2 separate regions of the Homo sapiens genome follow, and region 2 is linked to region 1. Evidence: read pairs that join two places in POLR2A ChIA-PET (ENCODE). Cell type or tissue: GM12878. All regions are shown on one strand. Each heading gives the region's core, and the rest is flanking DNA. Links, peaks and the distances in the headings are about the cores only.

The links. Peaks named below come from ENCODE experiments on the same cell type or tissue, not always from the same donor. Only the 100,000 strongest peaks of a DNase experiment are listed, where the experiment ranks them.
Region 2: POLR2A ChIA-PET joins it to region 1 with 8 read pairs; 2 of 35 experiments call an interaction of 5 or more read pairs at or near these places.

Annotation. Positions count from the first base shown.
Region 1 is chr16:25,054,764-25,066,370 of GRCh38, forward strand. No RefSeq gene overlaps it. Among named protein-coding and RNA genes, the nearest start is that of LINC02175, 6.3 kb to the right of the region's middle. RefSeq lists a silencer at 950-1,079. In GM12878, for the core only: no CTCF peak of the experiment used is centred there; no DNase peak of the experiment used is centred there; H3K27ac peaks cover 787 bases.
Region 2 is chr16:25,157,493-25,159,992 of GRCh38, forward strand. The region is part of intron 5 of LCMT1 (leucine carboxyl methyltransferase 1); the gene reads left to right. Among named protein-coding and RNA genes, the nearest start is that of LCMT1-AS2, 9.7 kb to the left of the region's middle. In GM12878, for the core only: no CTCF peak of the experiment used is centred there; no DNase peak of the experiment used is centred there.

The sequences.
Region 1 (11,607 bases), core at 6,737-9,236:
TACTCTCCAGCTGATGTCCTGTAAATCCTGAAACTTGCTGCTTGTCTCCCTTCAGAACTCCCATCAGCAGCGCCCGACAGCACTCTCCTCCTCACTGCCCAACACTGGGTGGCAAATCTTTTCATCTTGGCCACTCTGATAGGCTGGACAGTGAGATCCTTCTTCCTAGGGCGCATGGAAACCTGTTGCAGTCACCTGGGTTTGCGGAGTGGGAGGAGGAAAGTGTTAGGGGCACTAGAGGTGGGAGACGGTGGGAGTTGCTGGCTGGGTGTGTTTGCATTATGGACCCGTGCATCTCACCACTCTCTACCACTGTGCACCACTGTGACCATGGACAGGGTGCTCCTGAGGTCAGTCCCAGATGCCCACCAGGCGCTGCGTCCTGAGCCTGCCTCTCCCTCTGGCCTCCTCTCCAGTTTCTTACTGTCCTCCGGCCTCCCTGCCTCCTTTCTGTACTGGAGGCTCAGGTGTGTTCCCTGAGTCTTTCTGCCTGCCCTTCCTCCTGTCTAGAATGCCTTTTGGACACCTGACTCTCCCATTCTCCAGGGCTCGCCACGGCCATCCCGTTCTGAGAGAGGCCTCCCCCTATCATCTTCATCCTCTCTACGAGTCACTGCCTTCATTCCTCATCATCTTGTAATTATCTGCCTCTCCTTTCTCTCCTTGTTTACCACTGTACCCCCAGTGCCTAGCACTTGGCAGACACCCACATGTTCCTTGACTACACTAGTCGTATTGAATAGTGTAAGGAATCCGGAGGTGAGAGAATAGAAGAACCTGCTCTTTATTATGCAAGAGAGTAGTTTTGTAAGTCTACCAAGTTAGGGCTTCCAGAGGGAAGCATTTTGATCAGCTTTTCAACAGAGTTGCTTAGCAGTGGGGTGAGTGCCTTCCTCAGGGGAGTGGTCACGTAGTGATATTGTTGCAATGGTTCTTGCACTGGATGCTGGGGTTGGCAAGATTAGGCTTCTTCCAACCCTTAGAACTGTGGGGTGTGTTCTCATCTGTGGGTTTCAACTGCAGATAAAACTGTTAACACTAGATGGCACTAGAGGATTCATTTGAAATCTGTTTAAGGCCAGGCCGGTGGCTCAACCCTGTAATCCCAGCACTTTGGGAGGCCGAGGCGGGTGGATCACCTGAGGTCAGGGGTTCGAGACCAGCCTGGCCAACCTGATGAAACCCCCGTCTCTACTAAAAATACAAAATTAGCGGGACCTGGTGGCTCATACCTGTAATCTCGGCTACTTGGGAGGCTAAGGCAGGAGAATCGCTTGAAACCGGGAGGTGGAGGTTGCAGTGAGCCGAGATTGTGCCATTGCACTCCAGCCTGGGCAACAAGAGCGAAACTCTGCCTCAAAAAAAAAAAAAAAAAAAAAAAAGGAATCTGTTTATGAAACTGCCACCCACAGTGAAAAAATAACCTTTATCATTGCACTTATACCCTCAACACACACTTGAAACAAAAGTTGTCTAAGTGCAATGGCTCACACCTGTAATCCCAGCATCTTGGGAGGCCAAGATGGGAGAAATCACTTGAGGTCAGCAGTTCGAGACCAGCTATAGCAAAACTTCATGTCTACAAAAAAATTAAAAATTAGAATTAGAAACAAAAGGTTCACAAATGTCTTAACACTATGTGTAATGCATCTTATTTTTTATTTTATTCTATTCCATTTCTTCTTTCTTTCTTTTTTATTTGAGCTGGAGTCTCATTCTGTGGCCCAGGCTGGAGTGCAGTGGTGCAATTTTGGCTCACTGCAACCTCCGCCTCCCGGGTTCAAGCAATTCTTGTGCCTCAGCCTCCTGAGTAGCTGGGATTACAGACGCGGACCACCATGCCCAGCTAATTTTTGTATTTTTAGTAGTTTCACCATATTGGCCAGGCTGGTCTTGTACTGCTGGCTTCAAGTGATCCGCTTGCCCCGGCCTCCCAAAGTGCTGAGATTCCAGGCATGAACCACCATCCCAGCCTCACATTAAAAAAAAAAAAAAAAAAAGCAGGTTTGCAAACTAATTGATCTTATGATATTAATTAGTCACCACTTACTGTTTGAAAAGCACTATTTTAGATAACTGAGTAAGTGTATGGTTATAAAACTGAGTATGTTTTCCTTGGACAGTCTGGGCTTGTATAGCAAATTGTGCACATTAGTGAATATTTCACGTTTCTGTGAATTGCTGCATGGAACACCTGAACATGTGTTTTGGGTGTCTATGGATGACAGATTGGGAGATGTGTTTGTACAGAATTCAGCACCTATTGTAGTCAAGGCAGAAGTAAGCCTTGGCAGTAGATATAAAGAAAAGGTATATTATCTGCTTCTAGGAGCTCAGAGACATCACACACACATTCCCTACATTTTACCTTAGCAGGGAACAAGGAAATGGGGGTATTACTCAGGGTATCATTAGGATGCTTTAGGCTGTTAACAGAAGCCTGACTCAAATTGGCTTAAAGGGTAAAAACACTTATTATCTCACAAAATATACGTTCAGAGATAGAGCAGTCCACAGGCCCAGAGCAGCTGAGCATGGCCTTCGGGATCCAGGTTCTTTTCATGACTCCTCAGTCGTCCTAAAGCTGGTTCTACTCATGATTGCAACAAGGCTTCCTGTGCTAATCAGGGTTTCAGCTCCCAGCCTTGAAACACAAAGCCTTAACTCCTTGTACTGTAGACCAGAATAGAGACAATTAAGGCTCCCATGGCATTTCCCAAGTTGTACACGTATTGTTCATTCGTTCCTGGTTTCCCCACTCTGACCTCTGTAAGGGGAGTAAGAGGACGGCACCTAATACAGAGTCAGGAGAAACACTTGGGTTAATTCATGCTGTTTGTCAAGTGTTTCTGAGTCTCCCTTCCCCTGGGCACAGGTCTTTTCATTTAGTGGAATTAACTGACTAGCTCTGGCCATGAGTTTGCAGAGTGAATAAATGGCTGCACATCTTTTGTATGAAGCATGAAGTGAGGTTATTTGCTATGTAGGGTCCTGAGAAGTGAACTAGCACTATGAGGAAAGGGAGTCAGAAGCCCACTGTGGGCAATGTAATGGGCGGTACGTGAACATAAAGATGAATGGATGGCTGCGTCTTCGCATGTGTAACGGGGCACTGAATGTGCACTTGGCCTTTCGAGGTGGATGGTTGGTTTTTGTCGAGTTCCTTGACCTGGTTCCTGATAACTTGGCAGCGGACCCTGGCCCGAACCTACTCAATCTCTACTCACCTTCCTCTTTTTTTCTCCCTTCCAGGCTTGCAGTAAGGTTGGGCTGCTGGCACGACCCTTACATCCACCACTTTGTGAGACTGTCTAAAGACAGGAAAGTCCCTGAAATCAACAGAGGTAAGTGACCATCTCCCTCCCCGAAAGCTCCTTATCAGCCAAGAGACCTGAAGTTTCAGGGGTTCATTCATGTTTTTTTTCCTCACTTTGTTACCCAGGCAGGAGTGAAGTTGTGTTCGAAATTGGTGGGTTCTTGGTCTCACCGACTTCAAGAATGAAGCCGCGGACCCTCGCAGTGAGTGTTACAGTTCTTAAAGGTGGCATGTCTGGAGTTTGTTCCTTCTGATGTTTGGATGTATTCGGAGTTTCTTCCTTCTGGTTGGGTTCGTGGTCTTGCTGGCTCAGCAGCGAAGCTGCAGACCTTCGCGGTGAGTGTTACAGCTCATAAAGGCAGTGTGGACCCAAATAGTGAGTACTAGCAGAATTTATTGCAAAGAGCAAAAAGAACAAAACTTCCACAGAGTAGAAGGAGACCCCAGCAAGCTGCTACTGCTAGTTCGGGCAGCCTGCTTTTATTCTCTTATCTGGCCCCACCCACATCCTGCTGATTGGTAGAGCCTAGGGGTCTGTTTTGACAGGGCGCTGATTGGTGCCTTTACAATCCCTGAGCTAGACATAAAGGTTCTCCAAGGCCCCACCAGAGTAGCTAGATACAGAGTGTCGATTGGTGCATTCACAAACCCTGAGCTAGACCAGGGTGCTGATTGGTGTGTTTACAAACCTTGAGCTAGATACAGAGTGCGGATTGGTGTATTTACAATCCCTGAGCTAGACATAAAGGTTCCCCCACGTCCCCACCACACTCAGGAGCACAGCTGGCTTCACCCAGTGGAGCCACCTGCCAGTCCCGTGCCGTGCGCCCGCACTTCTCAGCCTTTGGGTGGTCGATGGGACTGGGCGCCGTGGAGCAGGGGGTGGTGCTCGTCAGGGAGGCTCGGGCCGCACAGGAGCCCACGGAGGGAGTGGGAGGCTCAGGCATGGCGGGCTGCAGGTCCCGAGCCCTGCCCCGCGGGAAGGCAGCTAAGGCCCGGCGAGAAATGGAGCGCAGCGCCGGTGGGCCGGCACTGCTGGGGGACCCACTACACCCTCCGCAGCCGCTGGCCCTGGTGCTAAGCCCCTCATTGCCCGGGGCCCGCAGGGCCGGCCGGCTGCTCCGAGTGCGGGGCCCGCCAAGCCCACGCCCACCCGGAACTCCAGCTGGCCCGCAAGCACAGCGCGCAGCCCCGGTTCCCGCTCGCGCCTCTCCCTCCACACCTCCCTGCAAGCTGAGGGAGCCGGCTCCGGCCTTGGCCAGCCCAGAAAGGGGCTCCCACAGTGCAGTGGTGGGCTGAAGGGCTCCTCAAGTGCCGCTAAAGTGGGAGCCCAGGCAGAGGAGGCGCCGAGAGCGAGCGAGGGCTGTGAGGACTGCCAGCACACTGTCACCTCTCACAGTAGGGCAATCTCCGCTCACTGCAACCTCCACCTCCCAGGTTCAAGCGATTCTCCTGCCTCAGCCTCCCAAGCAGCTGGGATTACAGGCACACACCACCACGCCCAGCTCATTTTTTTTGTTTTGTTTTTTTGAGACGGAGTCTTGCTCTGTCGCCCAGGCTGGAATGCAGTGACACGATCTCTGCTCACTGCAAGCTCCGCCTCCCAGGTTCACGCCATTCTCCTGCCTCAGCCTCCCTAGTAGCTGGGACTGCAGGCACCCACCACCACGCCTGGCTAATTTTTTGTATTTTTCGTAGAGACGGGGTTTCACCATGTTAGCCAGGATGGTCTCAATCTCCTGACCTCATGATCCGCTCGCCTCAACCTCCCAAAGTGGCTACTTTTTTTTTTTTTTGTATTTTAGTAGAGATAGGGTTTCACCATGTTGGCCAGGCTGATCTCGAACTCCTGACCTCAAGTGATCCACCTGCCTCGGCCTCCCAAAGTGCTGGGATTACAGGCGTGAGCCACCGCGCCTGGCCCAGGTGTTCATTCTTGAAGGGAGTTGTGGCGTGCTCCCTTTCCAGCTGTGGCAAAACTGCTTATTTTCTCACCAACACAGTTTGTTATAAAACTTGTTAATCACCGGGCGCGGTGGCTCACGCCTGTAATCCCAGCACTTTGAGAGGCTGAGGCGGGTGGATCACCTGAGGTTGGGAGTTTGAGAACAGCCTGACCAACATGGAGAAACCTCGTCTCTACTAAAAATACGATCTGGGCGTGGTGGCACATGCCTGCAGTCCCAGCTATTCAGCGGGCTGAGGCAGGAAAATCGCTTGAACCCGTGAGGCAGAGGTTGAGGTGAGCCAAGATAGCACCATTGCACTTCAGCCTGGGCAACAAGAGCGAAACTGGGTCTTAAAAAAAAAAAAGAAAGGAAAACTTGTTAATCTTTTATATGAAAGATGGTATTTAATTGTAATTTTATTTTTTACTCTTCCTATTTATAGGTGGTTGAGCATCATTTTCGTGTGTTCGAAGCCCACTTACATCTTTTTACTCTGAACTGTCCATATCAGGAATTACTTTTTTCAGTTAAAAATACAAATAAAGCATTATTTTCCACACGTGTACTCCTATACTGATTGGATCAGTATGGAGAAGCTGCTTCATAATACTGGTATTTGGAGGAGAATCTCTTAGAATTTACGTTAGACTCTTCCTTTGTTTTGGTAGAGGGAGAAAGGGCTCTGTTTTGCCTATGGCTCATCTAGGTGTGTGGACTAATCATGTGGATTATTATTGTTATTTTTGAGATGGAGTTTCGCTCTTGTCCAGGCTGGAGTGCAGTGGCGTGATTTCAGCTTACTGCAACCACCGCCTCCAGGGTTCAAGCGATTATCCTGTCTCAGCCTCTAATCATGTGAATTTAATTGGGTTCTTCTATGAGGAGACTTTCCAGAGGCTTTTGTATATTTCAGGCTGAGCATATCTGAGTTTTCACACCTCGTCTGTGCTTCTGAACCTTCCCTAAGGATGGAGATTGAAGATTGCTGCCCAGCTGCACAGCTTGAGTGTTGCAATTTTAGAGGACAGGGTTTTCTACAGTTTTGTTGATATCTCTTACTGTGGAAGGAAGGGGAAGTGGTAATTCTCAGATGAGGGAGGTCTCAGAGGTGCTGACAGCAGTAAGCTTACCAGGCTCAGAAGATTTGGCTCTTAACATTCTGCAACAGAGTGGTATGAAGTGAGGCTGGGGAAGTAGACAGAGCAGGTGGGGCCCTGTAGACTATATAAGGAACTATGGTCTTTTTGTTTTTCTTTTCTTTTCTTTTCTTTCTTTCTTTCTTTTTTTTTTTTTTTTTTGAGGCAGGGTCTCACTGTGTCACCCAGGCTGGAGTGCAGTGGTGCGATCACAGCTCACTGCAGCCTCGACCTCCTGGGCTCAAGCAATCCTTCTGCCTCTTTTTGGTAGTGACAAGGTCTCACTATGTTGCCCAGGCTGGTCTTGAACTCCTGGCCTCAAGTGATCCTCCTGCCTCAGCCTCCTAAAGTGCTGGGATTACAGGTGTGAGTCACCACACCTGGCGACACTCTGGTCTTTTCCCAACAGCAACAGAAAGCAGTTGAGCTAGGGAGTGACAGGAGCAAACAGACCTTTTACAAACCTCTGGCTTCTGTGTGAGATATGGATTTGGGTAAAGTCAGAGTGATTGGGGGAGCTCACTTCACAGATACCAAAAGGAGAGGTGGAAGAAAAGTAGATTCCAGAAATACTTAGCGGATAAAATCAACATATTTGGGGGACTGATTGCATAAGGGGAAAGAAAAAGGGTAGTTCCAAGATGATGCCTACCTTTTTTACTTTTGAACTGAAGGAGCCATGGCACTGTTTGCTAAGTTGGGAGGTGGAGACAGCAGGGAGGAGATTGGGGAGGTGATCTTGAACACAGCTTTGGAAATAGTGAATCTGAGATAGTACTGAGACCCCCAAGTGGAGATGCCAGCTGGCAGCCTGATACAGTTTGGATCTGGGTCCTCACCAAATCTCATGTTGAAATGTAGTCCCCACTGTTTTTTTTTCTCTTTCTTTTCTGAGACGGAGTTTCTCACCCTGTCACCCAGGCTGGAGTGCAGTGGCCCGATCTTGGCTCACCACAACCTCCGTCTCCTGGGTTCAAGCGATTCTCCTGTCTCAGCCTCCCGAGTAGCTGGGATTACAGGCGCCCGCCACAATGCCTGGCTATTTTTTGTATTGTCTGTAGAGATGGGGTTTCACCATGTTGGCTGGGCTGGTCTCAAATTCCTGACCTCAGGTGATCCACTTGCCTCGGCCTCCCAAAGTGCTGGGATTACAGGCATGAGCCACCACGCCCAGCCTGTAGTCCCCAGTGTTGGAGGTGGAGCCTGGTAGAAAGTGGTTGGAATATGGGGGTGGATTTCTCATGAATGGTTTAGGACCATCCTCTTGGTGCTGTTCTGATAGTGAGTTCTCAGGAGTTCTGGTTGTTTAAAAGTGTGCAGCACCGTACCCCTTGCTTTCTGTGGCTCCTGCTCCCACCATGTGAGATGCCTTGCTCACCCTTTGCCATCCGTCGTGATTAGAAGCCTCCCAAGGCCTCACCAGAAGCAGAAGCTGCTATAATTCCTGTACAGCCAACAGAACTGTGAGCCATTTAAACATTTCTTCTTGGCTGGGCGTGGTGGCTCATGCCTGTAATTCCAGCACTTTGGGAGGCCGGGGGTGGGGGTGGGGGGTGGGGGTGGATCACCTAGGGTCAGGAGTTCGAGACCAGCCTGGCCAACATGGTGAAACCCTGTCTCTACTAAAAATACAAAAAATTAGCTGAGTGTGGTGGCGGGCACCTGTAATCCCAGCTACTTGGGAGGCTGAGGCAGGATAATCGCTTGAACCTGGGAAGCGGAGGTTGCAGTGAGCTGAGATTGCACCATTGCACTCCAGCCTGGGCAACAAGAGCGAAACTCTGTCTCAAAAACAACAACAACAACAAAACAAAACAAAAAACAAACCACACACACATTTCTTCTTTATAAATTACCCAGTCTCAGGTATTTCTTTTTAGCAGTGCAAGAATTAACTAATGCAAAGCCAGATACCAGGCTAGAGGGAACAGATGATGAAAGGTACAGTTTGTGTGTCAGGCAATGAAGTGCAGATTTTTCACTGGTAATTGATTGGGAATCAAAAGGTTTTAAGGAAGTTACAGGAAAAGATCTGTGATTCTGAAAAATCACCCTGGCCAAAGGTAGAATAAGGATGTGTTGCAATAGATCGGATGAGCGAGGACAGCAGGTGCAGGGGCTGTGGGTGTGGGAAAGAAAAGGAGGCTTCCCCTTTGTCACCAAGCCTTCTCCCACGCAGCTGCTGGGGATTTTTCTGAAATGCAAACCCAGGTCATGTCAGTTCCTCACTTCAAATCCCTCAGGATAAAACTTGTACTCAAAAAATAAATAAGATAATTTCACCTATTGCTTAACATAGAAAATGGGAGCCCTCAGAATGAGACTCCCTTAACTTCCCCCAAGAAACTTAACCATCCTTTTTCACTGTTACAGTTGTGAATGTCCTCCAGTAACGACCACCAGAAACACTCTGTAGTCAAGCAAGTTTGGTTTATTACTTGTTGCAAGGAGGGAAGACTCACACCATGAGGAACATATCAGTAAGAGGATGTTAGATCTTTATAATTTGGGCTTTGGCTGGGTGATTTGGGGGAGCTTCCACGATTCACTGTGTGAAAGCCTGTCCAGAAATCTCTCCTGCTACCCCTCCTGACCCTATATCAGGTTCACCTAACATGCAGTTCTACTGCAGACTCCATGCCTCTGCTCACGCTGTTTTCTTCTGCCGGGCAAACCCTTATCGATCTCTTTAAGGCTCACCTCCTCCACTGTGAAAAACAGAAAAGCAAAACTGACTTCTAGGAGCTTGCCTGGTGCTGTGAGCCAGGCCGTATGTTTTTGGAAGCTGGCTGGTGCCCACAACAAGGCCATGTTGTTCTCCTATTGGACATAAACAATCATGCAGACCACTCACACAAGGACACTCTGCAGTGGTGATGATAGGAGATGACACGAGACCACGTCATCATTCTGTGTAAGGACAAAAGCAAGGTCACTGTGCCACCCACAGAATACCAGACATTCCCTTCTCCCAGCTGATAGGAGTGACTGTGGCTTCTTTACACATTGTAGCTTTAGCCCTACTCCAGCCAAACCTCTTTCTAGAAAAGATACCGCTACCGGATGATAGAATTTTCCTACCTCCTATCAGCACTCGATCCAGAGCAAACCCCTGGACCCTCCCCCAAATCACCCAGCCAAAGCCCAGATCCTAAAGGTCTAACATCCTCTTACTGATAGGCTCCTCATGGTGTGAGTCTTCCCTCCTTGCAACAAGTAATAAACCCAACTTGCTTAACTACAAAGTGTTTCATGTGGTCTTTACTGGAGGACATTCACAACTGTAAGAGTAAAAAAGGATGGTTAAGTTTCTTGGGGAAGTTAAGGGAGTCTCATTCTGAGGGCTCCCATTTTCTATGTTAAGCAATAGGTGAAATTATCTTCTTTCTTTATTTTTTGAGATGAGGTCTCACTCTGTCACCCAGGCTGGAGCCCAGCAGCGTGAATATGGCTCAATGCAGCCTTGACCTCCTAGCCTCAAGTGGTCCTCCCACCTCAGCCTCCCATGGAACTGGGACCACAGGCTCTCATCACCATACCTGGCTAATTTATATATTTTTTTTGTAGAGATAGGGCCTTACCATCTTACCCAGGCTGGTCTCGAACCTCTGGCTCAAGCAATCCTCCCATCTTGGCCTCCCAAAGTGCTGGGATTACAGGCGTGAACCACTATGCCACAGTTGAGTTTAGAATGTTTATTTAAAATCTTGTGACACTGAACTCAATGACTAGTTCTCGGAAAACTTACTTTTTAATAGTGTATTGTGGTGTAAGGCCTGAAATTAGGATTCATATCAAATTCTGTCTTTACATCCATTTAAATCAAGAGGGCCTCAAATGGCTGAACTCCAAGCCTCGCTCCCTGTCTGCTTCCGCAGATGAAATTCTCTGGCTAAACACTCTCCTTATTTTAGGGATCAGACACAGAGCCTGCTTATCCCCAAACAGTAGGCTTCAGTTCCCTGCCAGCTCAAGGACGAATTATTCAGACAAGCCAGTCACACCCTCCCGTGGGAACCAGGGCTCACTCTGCACTTTTGTTACTACAAAGCCTGCCTCCAGCAGCCCCTCCTTGTTACCGTGTTCCGGAGTGTAGCCTCCACATTGCCCTGCATAGTGTGCAGGGTCCTTCTCCCCTGGACTGGAGTATCTGTGACCAGTCAGCTGCTGTTGATTGCATCCGTCCTGCATCAAGTGTTGTGTGTTCGGCCATCCCCGTATCTCTGGGGGTGGGGACAGGGGCGGGGGCAGGAGCGTGGGGGGAAGGAATCCCTCTTTCATCAATGGAGTAAAGAGTGTGAATAAAACGATTGGCATCACAAACAGTGTGGCCCATCCTTGATTGAGGACCCCTGGTTAGCTTTAACTAGCTGCTCCTTTACTAAGTAGCTGGTTTTGTTTGTTTGTTTATTTATTTATTTAGAGACGGAGTCTTGCTCTGTCTCCCGGGCTGGAGTGCAGTGGCGCGATCTCAGCTCACTGCAACCTCCTCCTCCCGGGTTCAAGCGATTCTCCTGCCCCAGCCTCCCAAGTAGCTAGGACTACAGGCGCCCACCACCACACCAGGCTAATTTTTGTATTTTTAGTAGAGACGGGGTTTCACCATACTGGCCAGGTTGGTCTTGAACTCCTAGACCTTGTGATCCACCCACTTCAGCCTCCCAAAGTGCTGGGATTACAGGAGTGAGCCACCGTGCCCGGCCTAAGTAGCTGGTTTTATAAGGCGGCCAGGACTATTGAGAACATCACTGCCAGTTGCTGGCCAGCTTGCCCTTCAGCTAATGAGTTTTGTTATCTCAGTAGGTGTTGCCACTTCTTCCCACCCTGACGAACGTTAATGGACTGTATCTCCTTGTGAGGTCCCATCAGGTGTGGCCCGTGTCGGCCAGGTGGTTTCCCAGGCTCCCACCTGGGGGCAGCAGCAACACGACATCCTAACGGGTGGGTGCCTGAGTTCCACTAGAGTGAGGCTAGACTCTGTGGTCTTTGGTCTAGCCTCATGACCATCGCTCCATCACCGGCTGCTTGGGACAGCCAGGCAGACACTGTTTGGGAAAGTGTTCCAGCATAGTCCTGTGGATAACCCTTTTTCCTTTCCCCAAACACCAGGGTTTTTGGAACCATCACCTGGGAAGATTTAGGAATGGCTCCCTGGTGGTCTCCTAACAGCCTAAAGACCCCATGGGCTTTTCTTGGCGGTGTTGCT
Region 2 (2,500 bases), core at 1-2,500, 96 kb after region 1:
ATCGTGCCACCGCACTGCAACCTGGGTGATACAATGCAACGCTGTCTCAAAAAAAACCAGCAACAACAATAAAAAAAAAACTGATTAGGACGATAAAGTATATAAACTTAATGAGGCAGATAATTAAAGCTTGTATCCATTAGCTTCTGCGCTGTAACAAACTGCTGCAAAGCATGTGGCTTAAAACAACAACCATCTATTTAGCTCACAATTCTTTGGGTTGGGTTCATTCAGGTGGAACTTCTCAGCTGGGCTCATTCCAGCACCTGCCTGGATTTAATCACTTGTGGTCATCTTCACAGAAGACCTCTGCTGTGTAGCAGGCATTGGGCTAGGCCAGGGGGTCCCCACCTTTCTTGCTTCCCAGTAATTTGTCTCAGTAATGTTTTCATAGTACCCCTGAGCCAAAAAACACACTCAGCAGTTCTTTTTAATTAGTTGGGTTTAAACAGCTGAAGTATTTATGTCCTAACAACTTATTAGTCATTTGAAAAAAAAGTACACATAAAATGAAATAAAAATACCATTTTTACTTCATTCTTAAACACCCAGAATTGCTTCCTGAGATGCGTGCCCTGTAGGGCACTTTACAGCTTCACCTTGGAATCAGATTGGACACCACCCCTGTGTTCCACATCCACATTGGCACAATACTTGCTTTTTTCTTTTTTTGAGACAGAGTCTTGCTCTGATTTGTCACCCAGGCTGGAGTGCAGTGGCACACTCTCAGCTCATTGCAACCTCCGCCTCCTGGGTTCAAGCAATTCCCATGCCTCAGCCTCTCAAGTAGCTGGCATTACAGGTGTGCACCACCACGCCTGGCTAATTTTGTATTTTTAGTAGAGATTCTGGCCAGGCTGGTCTCGAACTGGCCTTCAGCAATTCGCCTGTCTTGGCCTCCCAAAGTGCTGGGATTCCAGGCATAAGCCACTGCGCCCGGCCGGTCTGTTTCTTTAGAAAGTTCTGTAAGTATCACACAAAATGATTTCAGTTGCCTTACATTTTTCTCTCACGAAATAGAATGTAGGAAAAGAAGGGATTGTAGATCTCATTTTGGCAACCAAGTTATCTTTCCCACCAGCTCTCAGAAGCATTCCAGACAGATAAGGATTTTTCTGTTCTCATGGCCTCTTGCCAGTGCTAGATTTTATACAAATGGCTTTATTTTCCCAGAATTATAAAACTCCTTCGAAACTTGCTCTGAGCCTGTCCTCCACAAATACATTCAGTTCCCTACAAAATAATGATAAAGCATCCTTCAAGGACAGATAATGGACCTGTTATTTCCCTACAGCTTGAGTAGCCCCTGACTTAAGAAGAGCAACTGAATCATGGGATGCTGGTGTGAGTTACTCAAGTCATCAAATTCTATCATTCAAAGGGATCTCAAGGTCGTCTTGTCCAGTGCTTCCCATGTGGTATACCAGTATGCCACCACATACGGCTGGGCCACTGCAGAGTGGCGGGTGAGCCTCAAGTCACTGACTCCCTTCAGCTCAGATGTACCTTGTGTACAACTTACAAGAATAATCATGATGATGTGTGATTTTTGCTTTACATGCTAATGTTAGATCCTAATGTGAGTAAGAGAGATCTCCCCTGAACTACATGGTACTAGACTTCATGTGTTAATATTCTGGTGTATTATTTGTTGTTGTTTGGCCAGGGATGGAAAAACTCATTCCAAATGTGCTTATTATTAATATATTTGTTATTTGCAAGAAGTTACACAGGCATTTTGGAATTATTTTCCTAATAGGGTAGGCAACTACCTTCGTATTCTTTTATTTTGTAGAGACAAGGTCTTTGCTCTGTTGCCCAGGCTGGAGTGCAGAGGCACGATCATAGCTCACTGCAGCCTTGAGCTCCTGGGCTCAAGCCATCACACCTCAGCCTCCGGAGTAGCTGGGACTACAGGCATATGCCACCACACCTAGCTAATTTTTTAAATTTTTTTGTACAGACAGTCTTGCTGTGTTGCCCAGGGTGGTCTTGAACTCCTCATTCAAGCCATCCTCCTGCTTGGGCCTCCCAAGTTGTTGGGATTATAGGCGTGAGCCACCGCACCCAGATACATGCCATATTCTTTATATTACTTTCCTGACTCGTGACACCCTGGGGCCAACTTTGGGTTCCCTGCTTGCCCTTTATTGCTTTCCTGACATCTAGCAGGCTCTTAGGAGGTGTTTCTTTAGCTTATGGTGTGTAGCCATATGTATTTGAATCAGCCAAGTGGAGTTATCAAGATGATAAATGAGAACCTATTTACATGTTATAGGTTAGCCTTTTCAGCTTTTTTGCTGAAGTTCTCAGAGCCAAGAGAACCTGAATTATTAGCAGTAGTATGGGTAGCTGTTGATGTTTCAGCTCCTGCAATGGTTTGTACCCTCAAGGAAGTTGAGTGAATAATGTCTGGAAGTTGAGTGAATAATAAAATCAAGCAATTTTCTTTCTTTAAAAAAAAATTTGTTAACTTTTTTTTTTTTTAACTGAGATGGAG